Linked DNA regions of Mus musculus: all the other regions are linked to region 1. The links are chromatin contacts, found by Hi-C or POLR2A ChIA-PET in ENCODE. All regions are on one chromosome and are shown on one strand. Each heading gives the region's core, a stretch centred on a gene start or an enhancer-like site at or near the end of the contact. The rest is flanking DNA. Distances are from core to core; before and after follow the strand shown. Region 1 holds the start of Fam107b (family with sequence similarity 107, member B). Region 2 holds the start of Nmt2 (N-myristoyltransferase 2). Region 3 holds the start of Acbd7 (acyl-Coenzyme A binding domain containing 7). Region 4 holds the start of Dclre1c (DNA cross-link repair 1C).

The links. A loop is a pair of places that touch in the nucleus more often than their neighbours do. ChIA-PET counts read pairs that join two places held with the same protein, here RNA polymerase II (POLR2A).
Region 2: a loop to region 1 is called in a map of T-helper 1 cell, with 3 times the contacts of the local background. The contact joins the promoter of Nmt2 here to the promoter of Fam107b in region 1. A Hi-C loop is called at or near these places in 1 of 37 maps with a recorded cell type or tissue (T-helper 1 cell). POLR2A ChIA-PET finds 5 or more read pairs at or near these places in 1 of 5 experiments (embryonic stem cell).
Region 3: POLR2A ChIA-PET joins it to region 1 with 12 read pairs in embryonic stem cell. The contact joins the promoter of Acbd7 here to the promoter of Fam107b in region 1. A Hi-C loop is called at or near these places in 1 of 37 maps with a recorded cell type or tissue (T-helper 17 cell). POLR2A ChIA-PET finds 5 or more read pairs at or near these places in 2 of 5 experiments (both embryonic stem cell).
Region 4: a map of regulatory T cell shows a loop between it and region 1 (2.1-fold over the local background). The contact joins the promoter of Dclre1c here to the promoter of Fam107b in region 1. A Hi-C loop is called at or near these places in 3 of 37 maps with a recorded cell type or tissue (regulatory T cell and v-Abl transformed pro-B cells). POLR2A ChIA-PET finds 5 or more read pairs at or near these places in 2 of 5 experiments (both embryonic stem cell).

The regions. Positions count from the first base shown.
Region 1 is chr2:3,711,767-3,715,117 of GRCm38, reverse strand. Fam107b (family with sequence similarity 107, member B) reads right to left here and starts at 1,660. Exons shown (of 4, transcript NM_025626.4): 1 at 1,482-1,660.
Region 2 is chr2:3,282,333-3,285,683 of GRCm38, reverse strand. Nmt2 (N-myristoyltransferase 2) reads right to left here and starts at 1,472. Exons shown (of 14, transcript NM_008708.2): 1 at 1,278-1,472. The coding sequence starts at 1,387.
Region 3 is chr2:3,334,692-3,338,042 of GRCm38, reverse strand. Acbd7 (acyl-Coenzyme A binding domain containing 7) reads right to left here and starts at 1,875. Exons shown (of 4, transcript NM_030063.2): 1 at 1,822-1,875. The coding sequence starts at 1,833.
Region 4 is chr2:3,422,340-3,425,690 of GRCm38, reverse strand. Dclre1c (DNA cross-link repair 1C) reads right to left here and starts at 1,560. Exons shown (of 14, transcript NM_146114.3): 1 at 1,365-1,560; 2 at 276-327. The coding sequence starts at 1,473. It also overlaps a transcript of Meig1 not described here.

The sequences.
Region 1 (3,351 bases), core at 411-2,910:
AGATATAGATTTAGATATACCCATACAAATATATATATACATGATAAAGTCTTTTGTGTTATCTCCAGTGAAGTGCAAAGCACATTACTTTCCCTTCATCTTCCCGCCTCTCCCTTCTGAATAAATAGTTACTGGCAAAGCTCTGAGAAAATATATTCCAAAACAAGTTGTTAGTATAATCCTCTGTGAAAGCAGTAAAAGGAACATTGCAAAGTTATCATTATTAAATGTCATGCTTTAGACAAGTATAAAGGTTAGGAATTAACAATGTGTTCATTTAGACTCTCTCTCTCTCTCTCTCTCTCTCTCTCACACACACACATACACACACACACACACACAAACTTCCCTGCCACCTATAAAGCAAATACACCTTCATCCTCAGGGTATGTGTGGGTGGTGGCCACATGAGTGACCTATCTTCTGGTTTTTAATTTATCACAAATATATATGATTATTAATTCAAAGTTGTAAAGCCTGAAACTCCAAACACTAAGGAACCGTCCCTAGACAGGCATCTCTGACAGGATTTAGAGCAACTTTAACATGTCCAAATGCTAGTGAGGTAGCATGCCTAGAGAAAGTGTACCTGTTAGCAGGGAGGCTCAAATTCAGAAAGTCAAGCCAAACAGGGCTCCTTCTGTTCCCCTGTTGGCGCCTCCAGTATCACCCCCCATTCTGACTAAGTAACCTCACTTAGCAGTCCTGGACAAAAATCTGAGAAGGGATTGGGATGGCTGGTGTGTGCACTTCATCCTCTCAACAGGAACTCTCTACATTTCAAAGAGAGCTGGGGACGCTTCACTTCCAGCACACATGTCAAAACTTGGCTCTTATACACCAGATTACCTCCCAGTCATCCAGAAATGTTTCAGGAGGCAATCACTGAGTCCCCCAAAAATGTGGGGACTTCTGCGCTGACATCACCCAAACCCCCTGGCTTGACCGGACTCCAAGAGGCACAGCAGAGTCCAACATAGAAAAGTTACTTGCAGACAGGAAACAGTGTCACTACCACCTTTCAAAGCAGCACGACCCCGCCTTTGTCTGCCGGGTAGGAGCCGGCTTCGGGACGCTGACCCTGTCCTGCTGCCGGGACAGGCAAGGCGGGCATCTGGCCCGGGGCGCGCAGCCACTGCAGCCTGGGTCTTAAGGTCTGGGTCTGCAGGGCCGAGGATGCAACAATGAACCAACCAAGCAGCAGCCTGGATTCCCCCCTCTCCAGGGGGCCCCTCCGCCCCGGCGCCCCTCGATCCGGGCCGCCGCCCGGGCCCTGCACCCTAGACCTCCCCAAGCAGCGCAGGGCCACCAGGCTCCCCGCTGCTCGCCTACGCCCGAGGGACCGCATACCCCAGCCCGCCCTGCAGGCCAACGACAGGGTCCCCCAGGCCGGGGTCAGACACCCGTCGCTTTCTCCCGGCGGGCGGCCGCCTTGCAAGCCCCTCGTCTTTGTGTGAGAAGTAAGTGTGGGGCCAGCCTACCTCGCACAAAGGCGCGCTGCTCCCTGGCGCGCTCCGCTGCTGGCGTTGGTACCCGGCACCTTAGCCACCGAGGTGGCGAGAGGGCGGTTCCGACGGCGGTTGCAACGCCGGAGTAAGAAGCCCGTCCGGCTCGGGGCGGCTCTCGCACCCGGCGGCCTCGCGCGTCAGAATTAAGTGGCGGGGCGGGCCGGGGACGGGGCGGGGCCGCTGAGTCATCACTAAGTCACGCCCAACTCCTAGGCCACGCCCCCGAACGGCCGACCACGCCCCCCGAGCTTTCAGCCTTGCTTTGCCCTAGTGGACTCAGATGAGAGCTCTGGATCCTTGGTCATGTGGCAGGGGCCTCTGTTGTGCGGGTTTACTTTCCTTTGCTTGGGTGCCCAGGAAAGGACCAGGAAGGTGGAAGGAAAAGTTGTCACCTGTCTAATGGAAGGTGTCAGCTGCAAGTTCACGGGGCCCACAATTTAAAATTCATTATGCATCTGCTTTTGAGTTTATTTCTCATCTTTCTGTCTCTCCTTTGTATATGTGTTTCTCTCTGTCTGTCCCTCTCATGCTCTGTCTCTCTGTTTGTCCTTCTCTTGCTCTCTCTGTTTCTCTTTCTGTTTGTCCTTTCTGTCTCTCTGTGTCTTATGTCTTTATGTATCTGTAGCTCTCTTACTGTGTGTCTATGTCTCTATGTTACTGTGTATCTCTTATTGTATCTCTGTGTTCTCTCTCCTTTTTGTTCTCCCCCACCCCTTTCTCTTCGGTCTGTTGAAACCCTGCCAAATATTTTTTTTGGAAGAAAATCAAAAAAGGAGTTTGTTATAATTACATAAAGTCACAGTCAACTGAAGGCTCAGAACCCACTGACCTGGGCTTTCCTCTCCACCCTCACCAAAGGGCAGATGGAGAATTTAGATCAAGGAAGGACTGATCTGATCTTTAAAAAAAAAAAATCTAATTTCATTCTCTAGCTCTCCTGAATTGTTTCCCTGCCCTACCCAAAATTCCAAGGGTGCCATTTACATGAATCACGAGTTCAGCCATTTACATGAATCACGAGTTCAAAAGCAGGCCCTGTCTCAGGGTGAGAACAAGGCCAGCAGGTTGATGGATTCCATACCAAAGCCTTTTCATTTTCTTGGCAACAGATGACTAAGGATTTATTTATTAGGAAACTTTTCTGACTCAAAGAGCTTAGGTCATATTTGCACAGGGGGAAAAATGCTGTCAGTGGATTTCAATGAGCAAATTACCTATTCCAAATGTTTCAGTCTTACAGAGTCCTCTTAGCCAGCTCCTGGGCATCCTCCCAATCCAGGAGCAATAGACACACTCACCCCAGGATTCACATTACTTCACATTAGTCTAAAATACAGCACGTAATAGTGATAACTTTGCAATATTCCTTTGCCGCTTTCTCATAGAGGTAAGCCAACAATAATTTCCTCAGAGCCTTCCCAGTCCCAGGGGCTCTCTGCTGTGCTTCACTCGCAGTCTTCTGCCATTCACCCCCATGCATGGAGTTTCCTCTCCCCCTGATGGCTCCCTAGTCTCCAAGCAGAGGGATCCTGCCTAGACTCCTACCCCTACCCACACTGACATCAACTCCTAAGTTCTGAATAGGATGAGCAGCTATCCCCTCCCCATCTCCGGTAGTGCCCACCACACTTGCCTCTGGGCTCTGTGACCACAGTATGGTAATGGTGTTCTAACTGGTCCTAGCCACCATTGTGTCAGGGTCCCAGCTGCTTTCTGGGTGAACTTTTAAATCAAAACTGATCCACCACTGCTGTTGCTGCAGCAGGTGCTGCTGCTGCTGCTGCTACAATATCTATTGTTTTAGCTATTTTTCCTGCCATTTTGACAAAACACCTGATAGAAA
Region 2 (3,351 bases), core at 223-2,722, 430 kb after region 1:
CTGCCACTGAACTGTTCGCTGAAAACCTTAAAAAGCAACATGCCAAAGGGAGATATATGTAGTCAGCTTTTCTTTTTTGACATTTGTCATTTAATATCTGATAACGTATTCAAGATCAATACAGCCTCCTTTCTTAAAGCTTAAAGTAAACGTTGAAATAAAATACAAATACTTTAAAGACTCTCCATGAACTGAATAAATAAGCCATCTGTGACTCAGGCTTCCCTATCGTGTTTTTAGGCTGACCCACTTCTCCAGTCACCATGGTTCGCAGAATCTCACTTCTAAGGGGCAGCAGTAACAGTCTGTGCCAGCGCATAGTTTGAATCCAACAGGGTAAAAGGCTGAGGCAAACAGCACCTACAAAGGGACACCGGTCTTTATTTAAAATGATCCTCCAAACCCCGCCTCTAAAACAGAACTTCAATACCAGCCTTAACCAGAAGCAGTCTTTTCTCGAAGAAAAAAAAATCAAGTCTGTAGGGGAGAAAAGAGGGCAGCATAGATTGAGAAACCGATCAAATGTTAAAGTACTTGGTGCATTTGGCTTTGGAGATCAGACACCAGTTTTGCAGGAGGGGCAAGGTCGGGGCCGCGGGAACTCCGTTCACCCGTCAGCTCTGCTCTAGAAAGCTCTGAGGGCACGCTCAGAGGCCGCAAAGCTGAACGCCCTCAGGCGTCGGCTGAGACCTGTCTCCCTCCCCCTCTCCCGGTCTCGGCGCCCCTTTCCCGGCCTGGGAGGCAGAACTTTGCGCAGTTCGTCGCCAGCAGCCGAGACCGCCAGAGGCGCATCCCTATCCCACCCCCACCGCCGGCTCTGCGGGTTTCCTCTCTACAGGGGGTTAGTGGCGGCTGGGGGGGGGGGGCGCGAAAGAACTAGAAGGATGCCAAGGCACAAGTGGAACGACTTGCATCTCCCTCGCCTCGCCGGTCCAAGACGCCGCCACCGCAAAGGGAAGGGCCTTGCGTCCTTGCTAAGTTCCCACCCGAACCACTCGCCGTGGTAGGGTGAGGCCAAGCCAGCGGGGGCGCGCGGCAGGTGACTGTCGCGTCGCGGGTTCCCGGGCCCGAGTCGCAGTCTCCCCGCCCACCTCAGCCCTCGCCCACCACTGCGTGCTCCCCGAGAGCTGGGAGACCTGCACCTCACAATGGTCTCGGGATGAGGACACCGCCAAACGGAGCCTCCGGTCTAGGGGCTCCCGCACGCCACGAGCGGGCGCGGGAGCCCTGAGGTGCGCGCGGTCCCCGCCCTGTCGCGCCCGCGCGCCACCTCCTACCCTTTGGCGTGTTCGGTCTCCTCCTCATTGTCTCCGTCTATTCCGCACGTGTCCTGGTCGTCCAGCTCTAGGCTCTGCTGGCTGGCCGCAGACTCGCTGTCCTCCGCCATCGCGGCGGCTCCGAACGGCTGGGGAGGCGGCGCTCCGAGCAGCAAGCAAGGCGCGACAGGGCGGGCGCGGCCGCAGCTCCCTCTAGTGCCGCCCACCCTCGGGCACCGAGTCTCGAGTCTGCGGCCCCGCCCACCCCCCGGTCACGCCCATCACAGCCGGCCCGGCCCCGCCCACTCCCTTGAGGCTCCCGCCTGTCTATGCAGTCCCGCCCGCCTCAGTCAGGGCGGGCCCCGCCCACATTGCGTGCCTACACCCGCCCACTTCATCAGTTCTCCCACTTAGGCAGTCGAGGCCCCGCCTACCTCGCCTTCCCACTTCCGCCTATTTTAGCGGGTGAAGACCGGCTCCTCTCGTGGTCCCGTTTCCGCCTGGGCTAGCGAGGCTCCGCCCACCTCGCCTTCCGCTTCGGCTCCACTCCGCCAGCACTGCCCCGCCCACCTCGCTCGCCCGCTCGGGCCTCCTCAGCGGGCACGGCCCCGCCCACCTCAGCCAGCAGAAGGGCGAAAGCACGAGGCCGGCCCTTCCTCAGTCTAAAGCTGTGAGGTGGGGCGGTGGGGGAATGGTGGAGCCGGAGCGGGAGCCGGAGGCCGAGGCTTTTGGGCTTGGGGCGTGGCCTGAATGAGGATGCGTTTGTGGCTCCAAGGCTAGACCTGGTCACTGCAGGCTGGATTGCAGGGCTGCGCGGCAGCCTTTGCGACCACTGCCTACAGATTCTATATGTCTGTGTGCCTCAGCGCTCTCGACTTCTGCAGGGATTTTTTTTTTCACTCAGGCCTGCGATTCCCTAAAGCTCTCCCTGCCTCCTCTTCCACATGTTCTTCAAAATTTTCCATTTCACATTTTAGTATCTAATGCTTATCGAGCCAAAGCTCCGCCCTCCCCACCTCCCCGCTGCAAGCAGCCTCAGAGTCCTCAACAGAAAATGACTGGAGTTGGTTTTTGTTTGGTTGACTGGGGTTTTTGTTTGTTTGGTTGGTTTTTTTCTTTTGCTTGCATGTTTTTGTCTAGATGGGTTCGGCTGAGAACAGAATGAACATTTTGTGAAACATGAAGACACCCAGATTAGGGGGATTGGGTCGTTTTAGGCAAGTCTGTCGGCTCTCTCCTAAGTGAAGGTCATGACCTAGACCACCAAGGAAACCTGTATGGGCAGTGTTGAAATCGTCCTCCATCAGGAAACAGGAGAGGAAGAAAGCCAAGCATGGTGGCCCATGCCTGTTATCCCAGCAGTCCTGGATGTAAAAAGTCCCGGAGGTCAAAATGAGGAGTTCTTTGAGGCCAGCATCCACTGCATACAGAGTTCAAGGACATCTTGAGCAACAACAGACTCCTCTCAGGGAAAATAAAGGACTGGGGGATAGAGGAAAGAGAATCTCCTGGGTGTACCAGATAAGGCAAAGGTGAAATCCATATTGCTGTTAAATACTTCCCACAGCAGGCACTCGGTTGCATTCCAGAGACAGGGATTTTTCAAAGATCCTGCCAGACCACCAGAAGACTGTGAGGCGGTTTTACAAAGGCAGTTGCTGAGAAAGTTACCCAAACTCTGTAACGAGGGGAAAACTCCCTAAAAGCCACCTGAAAATTTTAGTGTAAAGCAAATCTCCCCCCAAACACGCACACAAGTGCACACACACACACACACACATGACTATGTGGTTAACATGCAATGAGCTCGAATGACCTAGAGACAAAACTTGCAGAGCAATTTCAAAGCCCAACATTTGTCTGACCTTCTTGGAGGAAGTGTAAGTGGGACCCAAAGATGGAGAAAATGCACTTCTGTGCTTAACAATTGCAACTATTTCTCAGACAAGGTCAAATGTGGCCTCTAGGTTCAGACTTTAGGATAAAGGCAGGCAGAGATGACTAAGGTTCCTGACCCTCATCTTCATAAACTGAATATAGCTGAATAATTAACCTGTCAACAGAGACCTAACCAGGAGGTATGAAGTCAGTCATT
Region 3 (3,351 bases), core at 626-3,125, 380 kb after region 1:
AGTACTCATGAGTCTGTGTGAGCATGTGTGAGTACTCATGAGTCTGTGTGAGCATGTGTGAGTACCCATGAGTCTGTGTGAAGATGTGTGTGTCAGTGTGTGTGAGTCTGTGTATGTATGTGTGTGAGCATGAGTGTGTGTGAGGGTGTGTCAGTGTGCATGAGTCTGTGTGTGTATGTGTGTGAGCATGAGTTTGTGTGAGGGTGTGTGTGTGTGAGCAATGAGTGTGTGTCTGAGAGAGCGTGGGTGTGTTAGGATTTGCATATGTTGCCTTGTCTATCCTGGAACATCACACTTAAATGATCACCCTACGTTTCTATTGAACCCAGGGACTCCCGAATGCTAGGTAACCTGCAGACTGATCCACACATGCCTCATCCCTTCTCTTAATGGGTTTCTAACCTGCCTTTATCTTTCTCTTCTGCTTGAAGTACTTTGTGGTTTTCCGAAACAGGGTCTCATGTAGCACACTGCTTTGAGTCTGCCACCTAGCTAAGGATGGCCTAGGACTCCTGATTCTCCTGTCTCCGAGTCCTGAGTGCTGGGATGACAGGTGTGTACTGTCACTCCTGACTTGAACTAACACTCCCACATCTAGAATATAATGCATGTTTTGTTATATTACTACATTGGTAAGAATTTCAAATTGAAATAATACACATATGTTTTAAGAACTTTTCATTTGTAACAATTTATTCTTTAAGCATAAACAAAGTGACTTAAACTTTCAGTGACTGCAATTCCAGTTTTCTTTGATCATACTGATGCTGATATCTAGCAAGTATATATTTTTTAAAACTAGAATCTTATTTTATCGAAATGAAAGAACATTTTCATTACAGCAATAATAGATTTAATACATTCAACACTGATAGTAATAGAAACCCACACCCTGTATCAATTTTAATTATTGAACTAAGGCTAGCCTTCAATGCTGCCCTATTGTCAGGGTGGCATTCATATGCCTTAGCTCATTGTCCCTTCGTGATATTCTTTAACTTTTAAATCCTAAAGATTCCCTTCTCCAATGCTGCTTTAAATGCTGCCCATGGAGGTAGCTCATTTAACTGCCTCTCTCCTCTTTTATTTGCTCTATGTTTATTACGGCATATATGCGGGTGCACATGTACCATGGCATGCATTTGGAGGTCAGGGAACAATTGCAAGGGACACTTCTCTCTCTCTACCATGTGCATTCTGAAGGTTCTGATCTCCAGGCTTGCCAGCAGATAGAACTCGTGCGCGCGCACACCTTTCATTATACACACATAGAAAGAGGGCATTTATATATAAAAGCAACCTATATGTGTTTATCTGAGAAAAGGGCTTCCTGGTTTTTAATTCCTATTTATTCTCTTTTCACTCTTATCAATAAAACAGTAAAGTCAGAGCTTTATAATCTAGCCCTGTTATTCAACAAAACACATCTATGAAAATCTCCCGAGGTCCCCAAGAGCAAGGGGATGTGGAGACCCCAATGGATGTCACTTGCTTCCTGGAGTTGTTAAGAGAGAGAGGTGAAGAAGCCCCCGCCCCCAGGAGCTTGTCAATTCTTCAGATCTGGGTAATTTTCCCAGAGGGCCAAACAGGTTGCTATAGAGATCCTGGGTCCTTGTCAACAGATGGTGAAGTACAATATATTGTGAAATATACTGCCCCACACTGCTTAGGCAGGTGTGGGAGTCACTGCAGGGTCGCAGCAGCAGAAGGCTCCTGGGGGTTACCTGCCCCTGTCCTGTCCCAGGGCTACCACACCTCCTCTCGCCCCATCAGAGCGCTTCGGATAATTGCTTTGGCATGGCCTTCCCAGATCTGGCTTACCTGCAAGGACATAATGATGAGACACGGAATGCTGTGACTCTCCCAGCTCAGAGTGAGAGTCCCCGGGGAGCGGGCTCCGCTGCTTAAAGAGCAGTGCTCCTCCTCCGGTCTCTCCTATTGGTTGCTCTCTGGGCATGGAGGACTAATTGGCCACAGGAGCGGGAGGGAGTGTCTGGGAGGTAACTCAGCCCAGTGTCTCGGAGCTCATTTAATCTCCTCTCTCTTCTTTTACTAAGGCGAACTTGCAGGTGCACGCATGCCTCCGCTGCCTCTCCTCAGTTGAGACTGTGGCTGTTTCCTTCCCTTTTCCTTGCCTCTCCATTCTACCTCTGGGTGTAGCGGTGTTAACTATAGCACTGTATGTGCTGAAGTTCTTCAGAGTTGTTCCTTAACCCAGAGAGAATACACATAACACCTGTCACCTGACCTCAGGGATGGCCGATAGCGTCTCTCGGGAATTCGAGACATGGTGTTGGTTTTGTGCTTACATGACTATACACAAATGTTCTGAACCTTACCAGGCGCCTTTTCTCCTTACTGATCTGATCTATGGAAGGGTGGCACTGCTACCCACTGTTGCCTGGGGTGGCCCGAGTGCTCAAGACACCTCCCATTCATATTGCTGCCCTGGACACAGATGTGGCTATAGACACTCCAATGGCACAGACTCGAAGCCTGTGCTTTGACTTGGTATCTCGTTACTAAAGTCCATTCCCAGTTAAGTGACTTTTAAATGTTGGACTGATTGTAGACATGCAGGAAAGGCCATAATGAAGTGGATATTTTGGACAATTACTATACACTAATTAAAAAACTAAAAATAATCGTTATTAACAGTATGTTTGTAGACTCCACAAAACCACAATAGCATACAATGCTGGGCAAAGCTCAGAATTCCATGCAAGCAAGAAGAATCTAGTGTTCAATTCTTGAACATTTTGTTGACAGACTGTATTGTCAGCTCTAATGCTACGATTTCTGACTCAGACTCTTAAGCTAATGTTATATTGTTGTATCCTTTAAATCCAGCAGTTCAAGAATTAAGACAAAAAGAATACTTTCATAAACCTTCTAAGTTATTAAAATATTTTGAGATATTTATAAAATTAACTATGATCATAAATGGTACATTTATAAACTGTTTATTCACAAACATAACTTATTTACAATGTAAAATAAAAGCTATCATTGAAAAGTAAATTGACCATTTAGTGTATATATAGACTACCAAATGCATAGTAATTTAGGGAACTATGGGAAGCATATATTTGTTAAAAAAAAAAACCTGAACATAAACTGATTAAACATAATCATAAACATAAATTGATGTAAATAAAAATAAAATAAATAAATAAATAATAAAATAAAAATAATAAAATAAAAATAATAAAATAAAAATTAAAAACTGAATTGATGTAAAATAAGAGCTATAATTGAAAAGTAAATTGACCATTTGGTTTGGTGTGTGTGTGTATATATATATATATATATATATATATATATACATACATATACACATATACTACTTAG
Region 4 (3,351 bases), core at 311-2,810, 290 kb after region 1:
GTTTATATTAAAATTCAAGAATATCCAAAGTTAGCTCATTGTGACAAAAACTCAAAATAGGAAATACTTCTTGGAGAAGAAGCAGGTAAGACTAGACAGGGGTCTGGGACATGGTAGTGTTCAACTTCTTATCTGTGTGGAAGCCACATAATGTTTATATAAGCTCATAAAGTTTATACAGGCTACCCTGCTAGGGTGTATGTCCTGTTCTGCCTAGGTGTTATCTCTCAGTTAAGATATCTACTTAAATACAAATAAGTAACAAAGCCAATTACCTGCATTCCAGCCTTCTTTTCAAGGAAGGAGCCCTTAATCCTTTCATGTGATCTACAAGGAAAAGAATTAGAAATCATAACCATGTTTTGTTTGATTTGGTTTTTTAGAGGATTTCTCTTCCCTGCAACAGCTGGGTTGTCTTTGTAAGCTTCCTACTGTGAGAAACTACCTAAGGCTCACCATTCTGAGCAAATAGATTCCCACAGGCCTTTGGCTCTTCTGCACATGACGAACCTTTCAGAGTAGGGAACAGGAACCACTAAAAAGGGTTAGACCCTGAGCTGATGAAAGCTATTCAAGTCCCACCTGGGTCAGGGGACATACGCAGGAAGATCAAGTGCGAGTATGAGAACCTGGGTGGGCTGATATGACTCCACCTAGGATACGTGAAGCTCTGCCCCACAACCTAAAATAAGTAAATAATAAAGAAGAAAAATGGGGGACACTTGGCCAAGCTTATCGACTGGTTGTACACACACACACACACACACACACACACCCAAGAGTATAGTGTGAGAAACATTTGTGTGTGTGTGGGGGGGGGGGGGTTAAAGGGAGCGAGGGAGGGAGGGAGAGGGAGGAGGAGAGACAGAGAGACAGAGATAGATGTACAGATCGATCTTGGGCTCTTGCCAAATATCTCCGGGATGTAGAACTTCTGAAACACGTGCCTGTGTGAGAGAGGGGCATTTCGCTCTTACCTAATGTCTTTGGGTGTAGACGTTCTGAAACGTGTTTTCCTTACTCGAGATAAACGAGAATTAGGGAAGTTTGGGCATGAGCTAATTAATTAAGCCTTACCAAACATACCCTCCGCTGGGACAGCAACCAGCACTTCTAACAGCTCTGCCTTACCACAGCGTCCAGGTCTGATTGCAACCGGAGCTGGGGTTAGGAGCTGGGGTTACAGAGGTGGTACAGACCAGGAGCTCAATAAAGCCAGAGGTTAAGCGCCAACTGGCATTAGGAGTGCTTCCCAGTGCCTCGCGGAGTCCCAGCCTGTCCTCCCCTCACCAGGTGCCGACCTCTGCCATTGCCTCTTCAGACCATAGCGCCCCTGAAATAGGTAACGAGAGGAGCTCACTCACCCTTGTGACAGTGCGAAAGGAAGTAGGCACGGGCTTTCAGGTTCTCCCTGTCGAAGCGGTCAATGGAGATGGTTGGATACTCCGCCATCTGTCCCTGGAAGGAGCTCATCGCACCCGGGAACACTAGACCCAAAGCCCACCTCGGAAACAGAAGCACACACTGACCCTGGGCGCCACTTCCGGGAACCTGCGCACCGCCTACCCATAGGCCGGCAGAGCTCAGCCACATCCAATCAAAGGACCCTTGAGGTAGGGGCGGAGCCAATGGGCATCCAATCCTGATCCAGCCTCCCAAGTCCCTTGGTTTAAATAACTGCACCAGCTGGGCACGGAGAAACAGCTGTGCGTAGTTTGTGGGTAGCACTGGCTGGTCATGGAAAGTCACGTTCCTGCCAGAAAGCAAGAAAAGACACCGAAGTGTTTGTTGCGCAATGCAGATCTGCCCGCATCTGTGGAGGAACCAAGGCAGGAAACGAAACACAACTGAGAATGGAGGCCAGAGAGCTTCCCTTTTCTTAACCATATTGCCTTGCATTTCCTCAGATCTAGTGAAGATCGAGTTCTTTTCACTTTTTTAAAAATCTTATCCCAATTTGTATTTTATAGGGTAACCACGAGGATTGGATGAGTCATTGCCTCTGACTCTTGGTTAGTAGATTCCATTGGTAGTTGCTCCCTCTTCTGTATTATATAAGCTAACTATATTTTGAAGGCTACAATTCAGACATAGATTCTTAGAGCAGGGGTGGGGGGAGTAAAGATTCCATTGATCTGCTGGCCTCCAGTAATCATTTAAGTTGTACTTTGAGGAAGTCAGAAGGATATATAAAGAGACAGAGGGAGAGGATGGGGGGCAGGGTGGGAAAGTGTGTAGTAATCATACTAAGATCCACCAAAGACTTTGTCAGTGGCATTTATTTTCTCCTTCCTAGCAAGTTCTCCTCAGATACTCAGCACTGTTGATCAACTGGAACCTCCAAACCCTGCTATGCAGAACACTTTGGCAAGCCTTGTGGAGGTAAACAGGAAAACTGAAAAGAAGCAGTGTCTGCAAAAACTGAGCGACTGGTTTTAGTACTGTGGGGAGATTAGAATGTTGCAGATCCAGAAGCGAATTATCGTATCTTGAGCTAGTTCTAGCCCTTGGGAATAGCCATCCCTTGTTTATCTCTGTTGGAATTAACATCTTGTGAGTAACAGATGAAAACCTTTTGGAATCTCCTAGTTTAGCAGACCACTATTTTCACCTAACCCAAAAATTAAGAACGTCATCAGATAGCATCTCGGGCCTATAGAAAAGCTTTCTCATCTTTGCTCTCCGATGTACACTAAATATGACCTGACTTAAGACTTTCTTCTATAAAACTGTGAAACTCTTTCCTTGTTGGAACATGGAATTTAGGATGACCCAAATCTCTGTTCCAGCCCCAAGGTTATTAAAAATGGCCCCAGAATAAACTCTCTTTTTCCCTTTAAGATGAGGTTTCTCGATCCACAGTGGTTACATGGCTAACTCTGATGTGCCATCCGAGTTCAGCACATTTGAAAAGCCACAAAAATGAAGAATATGACAAGAATATTTTCACAGAGGCAGAAGTGATCATGGGATGATGCCAGGAGTAAGCTCTGAGCAGAGGGGTCGGAATGCCAGGGTCAGAGAACATCTGGTTACTCTTGCAGTCATAATACCTGGTTCTATTCACATTCAGATATTCATAAGGAGGAAGCAGGGAAGTAGAGGGAAGTGTTCTGGATATACACACCAACTTATACATTCCACACAGTAGTACCGGTAAAGCCTTGGTTTTGTATAAGATGGTCTTTCCTAGACTACCGGAGGACAATTGCTGTGGATGGGTTGTCTCTACAGGACAATACATTCTGCACTGAGTCTGGTCGTCGACAGAATTTCTCAGAAGTTGGAGCTCCTTGAGAGGCAAGGCAAACTAAAATTCACTCTTACTTACTTGTTCGTTGCTTTTCTCGT